Regions from separate parts of the Homo sapiens genome. Here region 2 is linked to region 1. The links are chromatin contacts, found by Hi-C in ENCODE. All regions are on one chromosome and are shown on one strand. The core of a region is the stretch at or near the end of the contact, and the rest is flanking DNA. Distances in the headings are between cores, read along the strand shown.

The links. A loop is a pair of places that touch in the nucleus more often than their neighbours do. Pooled maps may share reads with other maps.
Region 2: a map with no recorded cell type shows a loop between it and region 1 (16-fold over the local background). The contact joins two enhancer-like sites. A Hi-C loop is called at or near these places in 3 of 37 single-sample maps with no recorded cell type and 2 of 50 pooled maps.

Annotation. Positions count from the first base shown.
Region 1 is chr2:46,226,475-46,233,466 of GRCh38, reverse strand. No RefSeq gene overlaps it. Among named protein-coding and RNA genes, the nearest start is that of EPAS1, 67 kb to the left of the region's middle. RefSeq lists enhancers at 2,918-3,007, 3,583-4,567. Within about 2 kb of position 3,231, at least 12 of the 41 ENCODE cell types and tissues checked have a DNase peak (open chromatin) inside an H3K27ac peak, as active enhancers do.
Region 2 is chr2:46,644,176-46,651,167 of GRCh38, reverse strand. It overlaps LOC105374584 (a long non-coding RNA gene), which reads right to left. Exons shown (of 2, transcript XR_940058.3): 2 at 1-3,153. Among named protein-coding and RNA genes, the nearest start is that of CRIPT, 30 kb to the right of the region's middle. Within about 2 kb of position 2,892, at least 2 of the 41 ENCODE cell types and tissues checked have a DNase peak (open chromatin) inside an H3K27ac peak, as active enhancers do.

The DNA of each region.
Region 1 (6,992 bases), core at 1,982-4,481:
GGAGTGTACACCCTTACACACACAAGCACACATATGCACACACACAAAGCCAGATGGAGGGAAACAGAGGAACAGGGCAGAGGAGCTGCAGAACACTAGCAGCTGAGCCCCCAAGGTATATTTGAGTCTCCTGTTTACCCGTAGAGCTGGGCACTATGGAGGGCTCCAGCAGAATGTGAGGTGGGGGTGGGAATGGAGAGGAATGTGTCCTAGGCTGCAGCTGGAGTGAACTGGCCGTCACCCCAACTTCACTGTCCCGGGCCATGTTCCGGGACTCCCCCTCCTGGGAGCCCTCCAGAAACCCTGCTGGGCTGAATTGGCTCTCTGTCTAGGACCAGGGCATTCATCCACGAATTGAGATGCTGGAGCTGAGTCAGAGGATGGGCAAACTTCAAGGACGTGAGGGAGAGCACGCTGGAGCTGTCCACGCCTCCCACCCCACCCAGTCCACAGCAGCAGCCCAGCCACATCCCAGGCTGCCCTGGCAGACCCTCCATGCAGAGCCCTGACCACACAGGTTCCTGGGTGGCCCACCCTGCCCCCACAGCCAGGTGGCCACTGGGACAGAGGCAGGACCCTAGACCTGACTGAGGAGGAGCTGGTGCAGGGTGAAATGGGGGTGGAGGGGCAGTATTTGAGCCCCCAGCATTTAAAAATCCGTTATTAGTGTTTAAAACATTTAAAAGATGCATCTAAGAAAATAGAGAATTAATTTTGGGATCATCTGTTGTGCTGATTTTTCCAGATCATTTATTCATTTATCTAACAAAATATTGAACTGAAAGCCTATTATGCAGGGCTCTGTATTAGGCACTTGGACTCTCTATACAAAGATGTATAAAATAGTCTCCACTTCCATGATGTTTACAGCCCAATTAAGGAGATAGATCAGTAACAACTCACAATAATAACAGAAAGAAGGGGCCCTGTGCAGTGGTTCACGCCTGTAATCCCAGCACTTTCAGGAGGCTGAGGCGGGTGGATCACATGAGGTCAGGAATTCAAGACTAGCCCGACCAAAACGGTGAAACCCCATCTCTACTAAAAATTCAAAGATTAGTCAGGCGTAGTGGTGGGTACCTGTAATCCCAGCTACTTGGGAGGCTGAAGCAGGAGAATTACCTGAACCTGGGAGGTGGAGGTTGCAGTGAGCTGAGATCGAGCCACTGCACTCCAGCCTGGGCAACAGAGGGAGATTACATCTCAATAATAATAATAACAGAAAGAAGGAAATCAGTGCTAACAAAAGGTTATAAGCACTAGCAACACGGGCCCAGAGTGAGGGGTTCATTCTAGCTGGAGGGGTTTAGGGAAGGCTTCCTGGGAGGGAAAGGGAAGGAGGGGCAGCACTTATCTGAGCTTGAAAGCTAAGTGTACCTGGTGAGAGGAATGGCATAAGCAAAGACTGTGTGGGCTCAGCAGCTGGACCTCTGGGGACGGTGCCTTGGAGCCTGGCTGATGAACGGGGTAGGCCAGGTCTTGGAACACCTGCCCATTCACCCCAGAACAAGAAGACCAGCTTCAGAAACCACGTGACCCCACCTCCTAGCTCTCAGTTGATTAGGTCAGCCTGGGTACCTCTGTTTTCCTTTGCGGCCAGGCAAGAACATTCGGCCCAAAGGAATATTGGCACTAATTGGATCAATAGATCCTTCCCCTGGGGGATTGTAAGTGGAGACATAGAAAAAGACAGGTAGCTGGCTGGTGTTGAGAGTAGAAGGAAAAAAGCAAAGAGAGCAGCAGAGGGCTGTGTGTCCTTCTGTGAGAGTAGAGCACAGAGCTGAGGAGGTAACAGGGTGGCCCTACCTCTGAGCCCCTCATCTGTACCCCAGTCTCCACAAGCCCTGACCCTGCTCTTCTCCTTGCTCTTTCTTGGTGGCGCTTCCTGGCCTTTGCCTAGCCACAGTGTTGACTAGGTCTAGCCACACGGTTGACTTCCCTGTGCATCCTCACCTGGCCTCCCCAACTCACTGCAGAAAGCAACTTGGTCTTTACAGTTAGCTCCATAAGGAACCAACGCCTTGAAGGGCAGGCTGGGAGCTGGAGTTCTAGTTCATGGCTAGTGGGATACTTAGAAAATTTCTGAGCCGTTTAGGAATGTCTCTGGCAGCAGAATGGAGAAGGGGATAGAGCAGAGCCAGCCTGGGGTTAGGACAGTGGTCAGGAGGAGCTCCCGGGCCCCAGAGGAGAGGATCTGAAGGGGAATTGGGACAGCAGCTGTGGGGTGTGTCACATAAGAGGAAACCAAATAGCCAATCAACAGGTGAAAAGGTGCTTCACAGGCCCAGTTCTAATATCTGTGAGGCTCAGAGCCCCTAAGTCTAGTGATAGCCCAATTCACATCTTAATATTTCAAAATTATTGAGTTAACAATCATTAAGTAAAGTACATTCTATCCTTCTAATTTTGCAAATACACATTCATTATGACCTGGAAGGCCAGGTTGAAATTCAGAACATTCGGTTCCTGGGAGTTCCATGCCTGAATGTGGTGGTTCAGGAAAAGCAGGTCCCCAGCCCCCAGCCTCCATCCCACCCGCCTTTACTTCCTGTCCCCAGCAACATCCTGTCCTGCAGAGGACCTCACACTCATGCCAGGGGACACTCCAGCTTACATGTCCAAGCTCCACCCTCCCCCCAGCAAACTACTGCCCCATGGCTGCTCTCCAAACTGGAGATGATGGGGATGCTTGTTACCACTTACCCTAAGAAACAGGCCTGGGGGAGCAGCCCATGCAACCTGGTTTGGGAACATCTGGGCAAGGAATTCCAGAGTCCTGAGCACCAGCTTCATCCCTGACTAACTGGATAACTCAACCTCCATGAGCCTCAGTTTGGTCACCTCTAAAGACTCCATAAAATGTCCTCTACTAGGTTACAATATTATGAGGTAAAAACATTACATAACTCTAAGTCCAGATGTTAGCCCAGTGCATTTAACTGGGCTGCGTGCTAACCTGACAGCTTGACCCAGGCTGCGGGATGTCACCAGGTATAGGGGTCAAGCTGAGACAGGGCTGGGCTCCAGTGGAACCCTCCTGCTGCCCTGCTGGGGAAGGGGAGGAAGTGGCTAACCAGCACCAGCCACAGCCCCAGGGCCAGGTGAGCAGGAGCCTTGACTCTGTCCCCTGGGCCTCCTCTGGCCTCAGAGCGATCCCTGCCTTGGCGGGGAGGCCTGCCTGGGCACTCGGAGCTCTGGCACCACCCTGAGTTGGGTAACAGTATTCCTGCCTCGCAGCTGTGTCTGCCCACTGGGCTGGCTTGCAGCTTGGGGAGGCTGGTGTGTGTGCCAGAAACAGGGAGACCTATTTTTGCCCCAGCCACAGGCCCATGGCCAGAAAAAAAGTTAAATAAAGATGATTTTGTTTTTTCTTGGTGTATAGAGTGCAACTCACTTACTTTTTAACAGACAAGATCAAAGGATCTCTTCAGTAAGAATAATGAATCGTAAATGAATGCAGGTCTACAATGAGACCAGCAAAATGGGGAACTAGAAGGGAGGAAAAGGGGAGGGAGAGAGAGTGAGGGAGAGCTGGAGGGAGAAAGACAGGTGGATAGAGACAGGAAAAACTGGAGTGAGAAAGAAAATCCAGTATCAATAAGCATCAATACCCTGAAGGGGTGATGAGAAAGAGAGAGACAGATACCAAGAGAGACAGACGGATGGAAAAAGAACAAAGACTCAGTGGGGTTTTCGGACTGCAGCAAAGGAGGTGGTGAGATGACGCATATTCGGATGTGACTTCATCCTGGTTAACCATTATTCAAGCTCTTCAATTGTTGCACTCTACGAACCCACAGGGAGTCCATTCTCAGTGAACTAACACAAGCAGGCCATAGCAGAGGAAGCTATTCCATTACCACAAGTGCTGTCTCAAGCCAAGGGGGCACATTTACCTGGAACATCCCTGTCATGTCCTTGAATGAGGGCAGGGGAAGGGTTAACCTGCAGCAGACTCTGGTAGACAGCTTCCATCCCACCTAGTGGTGAGGATAATCAGAGAAGGAAAGAAATCTCCTTCCATATAGCTTTTCAGAACAGCAGGGTCCCAGCTCCAGCCAGGGAAGGCTGCGCACCCGGGCCCAGTGAACTTGAACCAATTGTTTCACAAGATGAGATCTGACAAGCACCAGGGAGACAGCCCTACCCCAAAATATCTTTCCCACTGCCTGTCAGGACTTTGGCCTCCATTGCAAGGTAACAACCTCAGTCAGGGTAGGAGTCAGGAAGCCCAGCGGGGAGTCCCCAGCAGAGCTTTCCATGCCCGGATTCCCCATCTTAAGTGGGGATAACATTCCTTTCCTGCTCATTTCCCAGGGCGGTTATGAGAACCAGTTTGTCAATGGATATGCAAGATCATGGCTTGAGTTTGAATCCTGGCTCTGGTATAACTGGCTGGGTGGTGATTCTCGTCCTATGTTCTGCCACCTATAATAAGAAAAAAACAAGGTTGTTGTGATAATGAAGAAAAGTAATGTTTGTAATGATCTGGTACCAGCTGGTGGCCATAGAAATTACTTAGGTATTGGCCAGGCATGGTGGCTAACACTTGTAATCCCAGCACTTTGGGAGGCCTAGGCAGGAGGATCACTTGAGCCCAGGAGTTTGAGACCAGCCTGGGAAACATGATGAGACCCTGTCTCTATTAAAAAAAAAAAAAAAAGCCAGGTGTGGTGGCACACCTGTAGTTCCGCCTATTCTGGAGGCTGAGGTGCAAGGATTGCCTGAGCCCGGGAGGTCAAGGCTGCAGTGAGCTGTGATCATAGCACTGCACTCTAACTTGAGTAAAAGAGTGAGGTTCAAAAAAAATTACTTAGGTACTTTCCCTAAAAGTAAATCTATTTAGCTAAAATTATTGGTATTTCTGTGTATAGAGAACCATCTCACCCTCTGGACCCAAATGCATCTATTCTGGAGGGAAGCACACACCTAACCTGTCATTAACATCTTTTTCAAACATTTTCCAATAGGATAGGTAGCTGAGAGCAAGTTTCTGATGGTCTGCTATCTCACAGCAGAGGTAAGACTTGATAAAGAAAGAGGGGTGAGAAATTGCTCCACAGTTGGGGCACTGCCTGGGTTCCACCCAGCAATCAATCAATTCTCTGCCTGGTAAATTCTCACATGTTCTTGAAGACTCGATCCAGGTGTCACTTGTCAGTGATGCCTTCTCTAGTCAGACATTTTGACTCCTGTGAGTCCCACCAGTCTTTGTCTATAACCATTATATTGTATTTCTCACGTTTTACTGTAATTGCCTCTCCTATCAAACTGTGAGTTCTTTGAGAACGGGGACTGCATCATATTCAATTCTGCCTCACCAGTCCCTGCTTGGTCCAGAAAGGCACTCAAGGTCTACTGAATAAATACCCAGGCGTGTCTCTCTGCTGGGAGGACCAGAAATATTTAACCTGTGAGAGGATACTTCTAGCTATCAAAATAAAAGTTCTTTCATGTGCATGCTTTCACAGATTACAAATTTATATACCTGTTGCCTCATTTGCTTTTCACAGTAGTCCCACAGGGTAGATAGGAAAGGCGCTGTATCCCATACGACAGCTAAGAAGAACTAAGAGAGGCCGAAGGGTTTGCTCAAGGTCACCCACCTACTGAGTAGCCGAGCCAGGACTGGCACCCAGGTGTCTTGAATTCTAGTCCAAGACAAATCTGCTGAAGGCTTGCTGGGTCAGGAAAGTACAGGTCAGTGGGGAATATTATTTTCTAGGTTTTTTCTTTGAGCCAAAGAATTATATAACTTTTAAAGAAAGCTTGTTCTGAAAAAAAAGTCCAATAGGCAAAACATACAAAACATATGACAGCAGACTGTTACATTATTTTGTAAGTTCAAATTTATTACATTTAATCATGATTAAGTTGATCAATGAGAACAGCAAAACTGTTGTAAATCACACAGAAAAATGTAAAGTTCGATGTGCATGACCTCTGCAGCCAAGTGAGCTTTATTATCCAATGCATTTTTATTTGGAATCATAATCATTGTTTAGTTTTACAGCTTGCATTAGGAACAGTAGCTAAGAACTTTCTATTGACCATCCAGTAGGTGCCAGATCATTACAAATGACTTGTCTTCATTTGTCACACATGCAGACTCATAACTATAAATACTATTAACATTTTTTTTTCTGAATTAAGATATCTTGTCCCCTTTTCAACATGAGCACGTGCAGAACAGCCACTCTTAATGATGCACCTAGTAATCTGTGGGAAGAACGTATCATTTGTTTAGCAAGTTCTGTACTGAGAGACGTTTGTATTATTTTCCACTGAGTATCTTCAAACATACTGCATACTTCCATGAGTTTATCTGTAGTATAAAACCCCAGAAGAGGGGTTACTCAAAGAGCAGGTGAATTATACATTTTCATAGATATTCCAAATTAGCCTTCAGTGAAGTCTTTCCCAATTCACACTCTCATATACTGTGTATGAGGCTGCCATTCTGTCCTCACCATTACCAATGACGAGTACATTATTTTTTTATTTGATGCCAATATGTTACAAAATATCATATCACTTTAATTGGCATTTCTTTTATTATGAATGAGATGGAGTATTTTTTCATGTGACTACGGATGATTATATACCTATTTTCTGTGATGTCTATTTATATCCCTTGCGTATTTTTCTCTTTGAATATTAAGGGGGTTTCCACACCGACTACTCCTCCGGTTACCAATGGGTTCCACACTGACTACTCCTCTGGTTACCAATGATCTACATCTTGTCACCTTTAATGAACCATTCTCTGTTCTTATCTTCTTGATTATTCATCAGTGTTCAAAACAACTGACTACTCCCTGCTTTTCCGTTATTTTTCTCAAGTTTAATTGTTTTTGGTTTATTTTGATGAAAATTTATACAAACATAGTTGAAAGAATAGGCCAGTTTTATGAGGTTTATTAAGAAAATTAGCACAAATTTTGCCATACCCTTCATTAATTCCTGCTCCCCAGAGGCAACCAATTTCAGCA
Region 2 (6,992 bases), core at 1,643-4,142, 420 kb before region 1:
AGATGGGAGCTCCTGACAGACTGGCAGGTTCCTGATCCTGATGGGGTAAATGTGTCCAGGGAGGTGCCGCTGGGCAGCTGTTACCTGCCTGATGTGGTCTCCTGACTGGATTCTATGCTTCTTACCTTTAATGTCACTTCCCTAGGGAAGCCTTATTATAAACTCACAGGCTACTGTACTCTTTCATAGTGCTTTTCATAAGTTGAATTCAAATTTTATTTCAGTAATTATTTTATTTCTATCTTCCCACCTGACCACAAACTCCCTAAAGGCAGGGACCATGATCTATCTTGTTCACTGTTGTAGCTTCAGCTGCCAAATCAGTGTCTGGCACACAGTAGGCATTCAATAAATGCTTGTTGAATAAAATGAATAAATTAAGTGGCCATTCAAAGGTACTGGAAGAGAGAATTCCGTAAGGAAGCGTAGGCAGTAACACACCACTAGATGGCGCTAATGCCATGCATGTAAACTATCCCACCAGCTTTCTCAAACCAGAGTGATGGGTGGCTAACAGTCAATTTCCAATTTGACTTGGAAGTGATTCCGCCGAGAGTGTAACATCTTGTACTGAGCACCATGCTAGGCAATTTAACAGTTATTACAATTCTTACAACAATCACAGAAAAAAGTAGCCCATTGTACAGATGATGAAATAAATTCCCAGTAATTTTAAGTAAATTTTCTAAAGAGACACAACTTGTAGGTGATGCAGTAAGGCTCTGAACCCAGATCTGTTGGCCCCCAAGCTGTGTTCTTTCCAGAATATCTCAGTGCTTCCACTTTAGTGGTCTAATGCAACCAATAAACAAGCTTCCTGGTGCGATAGGGCCCCCTGCCCACCCCCACAGTTGGTTATTTTATTACGTACCCAGTTAGAACTCTCCACACAGTCATTGATTTCTTAAAAGTCAACTTATAAGAAAGGGATAATAAAAGGCAGAATAGATTCAATGTCTCTTAAACCAGACTTTTACATCTTGAGCTCCATTGATGAGCGAAGTGTAGCATTCTGAGGAAGGAGGAAATAATCTTTAACGTATCAATCAATCATCGATAGGTCTTCATTCAGCACCTCTGTTGCACACACAGGGCTGAGCAAACACAGATGGGCTTACAATCTGGTTGGGGACAGAAGACATGCACATATGGGACATACCAATATACAACAGTACCTAAGTACCTTGTGGACGATATATACAATATGAGCACTAGGAATCCGGAGGCCAGAAAGATTCCTGTGACTGGGGTGGTCAGGGCTGACCCTCACAGAAAACACATTCAAGGAGACAGCAAGTTAACTAGTCCCTTTCTACTCAAGGTATAGACCAAGGACAAGCGGCATTGACACCACCCGACAGCTTGTTAGCAATGCAGAATCTTGGGTCTCTTCCCTGACCTCCTGAACCAGAATCTGCATTTTAACAAGATATCCAGGTGATCTGCAATGTTTAAAGACTGTTGAGGATCCAGTGTTTGTATTCATATCTCTTTAAAGTGAACGAACACTCTAATTTCACTGTTTAGTTTTAATTTGGCATTTTGTTTTGCTTTTAGAAGAATGTACTAAATACTCTTAAGCTTCTGCCATTCTTCACTCCAAGAATCTATGGAAAATCCTAATAGCTAAATCTTCTGTGGCCTGGTGATTTCTTAACTGGAAGAAAAGCTGTTATCCGAAGCACCTTTTCATGTATTTATGCAACAGGAATTATTGTTCAAGAAACTAGACTTTAAAAAACCAAAGATATATTTTTTTGAGTGACTAAAGGAAGTTTACGTTATGCTCACTACAATTCGGGTACAGTCTAATTCTTTGCAGATTGCTAATCTATGTATGCTAGACTATGGAACCACAATACTAGATCACGTTTCCTCAGGTCATTCCCCACCTCCCCACACTGTCCCCCCATACATCATTTTGAATCAGTGGAAGTTGTTGTCATGTGGAATTTGTAATAATTCTGATAGAGAAAATTAGACACTTCACACACCAGTACATGGACAGGACTTGTTTTAACATCTCAGTAAGAAGTGACAGTGGCCCTGTGTCTAACTGTGGTTCCATGTCTCTTATCCACTCGTGGAAGCTGGGTGCGTCCCTTCAGAAATTCAGTGTGGCAGAAAGAAAAGAGCACTAGAAAACTAAGCAAGAAAACATTCCTCTGGAGAACCCTGACTAACATAAAGCCCAATCCCCATCAGCACACAATATAACAAATATGCATATGGACCCTCTCAATCTAAAATGTTTAAAAATAACAATATATAACTAAACTGGCTTGCAAAAATCACTCATTGTGAAAAAAAGAAAACTAAGTGAGAAACCATAGGCTCAGGGCTGACACACGTTAGCTGTGTAGTGCCACTTCTCTGTGTCTCAGTTCCCATCTATGAATGAAGGAGGTGGAATGAGATGGTTGCTAATGTTGCTTCCTGGTCTAGCATCCCATGAGCCTAGTTAACTAGAAGTTAGAGGATGGGTAGTTATTCATTAAACCCAGAATACATAGTCCCAAACAGAAGGGGCCATATGATCCTTACTTCCAGATATAAAAGTTGAGAAGGCTGGTTACCATAGCAACTCACCTTCATGAAGTCATTTATAAATTCAATTTTGTAAAGTGACAATATTATGTACTGGCACCTGCAAAACTCCATAATGTTTCCTTTGCTTCCATTCTTGCCCCGGGCGATGGTGCCAAGAATTGTCATAATCTAGAGAAGCAATCAGAGTTCTCAAGCTGCCTTTCGGTCTGCTAGAACAGAAGGTGCTGACAGGGGTGGGAGTAAAGGAAGGCCTCCTTTCAGTTTACTAATTCTGCAGCCGCCCTTCACAAACTCCAGCAAATATTTTGCGATGTTGCAAGGTGTTACGAAAAGTGAAAAGCAAGCTGTGATTCAGCTGGTACGAAGACTTTGCAAACAAAAAAGAGTGATCTGTTTGCAGCAGACTATTACTTCTGCCAGAGCCCACAGACTGGAATACTAAAAGAGGAATTTCTGCAAGACATTGCCATCATACTTACTGGATTTTCAAAACAAAACCAATTTTAAATTGTTTGGCCTGGTAGGTTTCACCTTGTGAACCTCAGATTCCTGGGAGCTGTAGAGTCACTGCAAGGGATCTGCAAACCAGCGTGCATGTTCCGTCTGTAGAGTGAATGAAAAATATGCTCATCCATATGGATTACTTTTCAAATACACATAAATGTCATTGTGATGAATACAAGAAATTAATTTGCAATGTTAGTGAAGATACCTCAGCTCGTTATGAATTTTCGTAACTGATATTCAAAGTAGAGCCAATATCATGCTTGAGTTTAAGAAAACTCTTTTTCATGTTGAAAAGCAGTCTTCACACTTGTCAGATCACTTGTCTTGGTTCTTGGGGCAGAGGATATGGACACCTTACCATTAGGAGAGAAGCTTTCCCCCAGGATTGGCTCTGCTTTCACGGCATATGTTGGATAATATACCCACCATTTGGTTTCTAGAACCTTAACATTTGATAGGAAGACATTTAAGTGGCTCGTTGAGCCCTGTTCTTCCATGAGATACGTCATCCCTGAATATAAGTAAGATCTGAGCAGTGGACACAATTCTAGTCCAGACATTTATGTAAGAAATAGAAACTAATTTTGATTTCAAGCCTCCCTTTCTTTGCATTGTCAGAAACTTTATCTCAGTGAACTTGTGGATTTCAACCTCACCTTCCCCTGGAGTTGTATCTAGTTTCCGGGAGGGGGCTTCTGAGATGCAAGATGTGCAGAAAGGGAGGGGGGAAGGAGAGAGAGTGAAGGATGTGGTCCTCAAGATCATTCTTCCACACTGGTATTTATTGAGACATTCTTCACTCTTGTCTGTGTGACCCTTTCGGATTCAGGAGCACTCTCCATTTCTCTGATGTGCTCTTGGGCATGAAGAGACATGCTTCTTTCTCACTGGGGCATGGGAAACTTTGCACATCTGCCTACGTTCTCTTCAGTGGGGACCCATTATGCACCCATTTCTCCTCTGGGGCTTCACTGAGGATGCAAAGAACATGTCTTTTCTGCTCCCAAGTCTCACAAAAACATCTGCAATTGTGTCACCTTCCCAGGGTGAAGTAGCACACAGGATCCAGAAACATCTCTGCCCTCTGTACCTTCCCATGAATTCACTTCCTCCCCCTAAGAAACTCTTTTCTACTCTTGTTATCTTTTCTTCCAAATATTTTATCTATGCCACATTTGTTTGTTTTTTCCTTCCCATAAGGGCAACTTCTGAATCCAAAAGCCAGGAACATACTTTTATTTCTCTGCCTCTTATTATCACATCTCATCTCTGAGATAAGGAGTACAAACCAGGCTAGCTGTCCAAATGAGGGGAAGGAAAAACGAGGTAAGGAATTGGCTAATATTATTCTGCTGATTAATATAGATTTCACGAATCTAGGGCCTGCAAGAAAGGAGGTCAGCCCCAAATGAAACCAAACACTGAGCAAAAAGTGAATTTTTCTAGAATAATTAAAATAGGACCCCCAGCATTGGTGCAGTTTTTCTACTGGCTGTTGGTATTTTCTGCAGTCGGGCATCCAGAGCTAAGTGCCTGGACTTCGGGCACAGTGCTGAATTAAAAGGATCTTTTCTAAAGATTGGGTGAACAATTAAAGCTCCATCAGTCGTATATAGAGGTGCTTCACAGCCTGTCAGACTTGGGTTTTGGAAGAGGAGGGATGGGAAGGGAAGAAAGGGAAAGCAACCTAAGTTTCTAGCTCCACAGTCTCTGCCCCAGCCAGATCCGAAGTCCCTTCATTCACTCATTTATCCTTTCATTCAAAAACCATTGAATTTCTATAGTGGGCTATATACAGGGAACAAGGAACTCTGTATTTTAGTCCTGGCAAATTCATCTAAGACTCTCTTTGAAAAAAAAAAAAAAAGACATGGTTTCTGGATTTAAGGCTCTCACAGTGTAGTTGGAGGAAGAGCCCATGCGAAGATAGGCAAAGTAGCAATTTCAAAGTTATGATGAGGAAAATGCAGGTTGTAGGTGACTGTGAGGCAGGACACCTAGCCAGTCCTTGAGAACTCAGAGAAGGGTTCCTGGATAGGCCAGAAAGATAAGTGGAAACTTGACAGAGGGAGTACCAGGGCTCTGGGGAAAGAGCAACCTTGAACAGGCTAGGCCACAGGCTAGACTGCCTCTTAAGTAGAAGAGGGCCCCAGGAGCAGCTGGTCTGGCTCTGAACCAGCCTCAGATTTCCAGCAGCAGTGATGACTCTGCATTTCAAACTTGGTGATTATGAACACACATTTTTCGGATTCAAAGGAGTTAGCTGCTACATGCCTGGGCAAGAAGATTCCATTTCCCTGTTTCTCAACTTGTGCTGTGTGAATCAGGAGCCTGTAGGAGGAACACGGGGGTGGAGGGTCCTTCACAATGAAAAGCCTCAAACTCTCTTCCCCCTCACATCTTGAAGAGAGAGTGGCAGCTGCCTTCGAAGAGCCTATATTCCAGGCAAAGATGAGTTTGTTGGCAAAACCATGTAGGAGGCACCAGAGTGCTAAATTAGAGCTTTTGCAAGCAATATATTTTTATCATTAAACTCTTGGCTAAAGCTCATTTGTTCCAAATGGGCTGCCTTAGAAAGTATGCTCACCTGAGTATGGGGTGAGGGCTTTGAAAATACAAGTTTGTTCCAAAAGATGCACAAAGAAACAAAATTAACATTTATTTTATAAAAGAAGGATAGTGTGAAAAGGGATACAGCTCTTTGGCTCACTAAATCATGAGATTAGACTATATTTCTCCTGCCACGAAGAGTGGAAAATTAACATCCTGTTTGAGGAACCTCAATCACATAACCTAAAGGCCAACTCCATGTCATGGAGACAAATCAGAGAACCGAATTTGAAGGAAGGCCCAAACATTGCAGATCCCACAGGAAATGATTACATACTATTATTCTTGAGTGAATGTAGTAATATAATCCTTGAGTAAATAATCAGAACAGACTAAGTGTATTTGCGTTAAACTGTAAACAATCATCTAGATCAAATTACTTAATATTTTAATCCATGAATGTAGAATAATACGTGCTTTAGCTTATGCCAATAGGACAATCCTTAGAGATGTCTGAGTTACTTCTGGCCATGAATTTAATCCACAAAGTGATTAAGAAATTAAGAAACAATAAAATAGCCTGGGAAAACAATGTATCACTACTGTGCAGCCACTAAGCTTCTGCATCAACCCGAGGATTTTCCACACATGCTCATCATTCCAGAACTAACTAAAACAGGGGTCAGGAAACTTTTTCTTGAAGGGCCAAGCAGTAAATATTTTAGGATTTGCAACTCTGCCATTGTACACAAAAGCAGCCATACACACTATGTGAATAAATGGCTATGGCTATGTTCCAATAAAACTTTATGTGCATAAATATGCAACTGGCCTGTGGACCACAGTTTGCTGACCCTTGATCTTGAACAATTGCATAGGTGTAGAAAGATGGTCCTTTTGGAGAAATTATGAGTTCTTTAGAGCTCCATGGCAGACCAATTTCTGTGGGGCTATATGGTGAGGGTGCATTAGTCCACTGGCCTGCAAACTGCACCCCCCTTTTTTTTTTTTTTTGAGACAGAGTCTTGCTCTGTCTCCCAGGCTGGAGTGCAGTGGTGCAATCTCGGCTCACTGCAAGCTCTGCCTCCCGTGTTCACGCCATTCTCCTGCCTCAGCCTCCTGAGTAGCTGGGACTACAGGTGCCTGCCACCACACCCTGCTAATTTTTTTGTATTTTTAGTAGAGACGGGGTTTCACCGTATTACCCAGGATGGTCTCAATCTCCTGACCTCATGATCCACCCACCTTGCCCTCCCAGAGTGCTGGGATTACAGGTGTGAGCCACAGCGCCCAGCCCCTTTCTTTATAAATATTATATAAGGAAGCCTTTATAAAGACTGATGGGTGCTGTCAAAGAGGCCAGATGACTCAGCAGGCAGCAGACT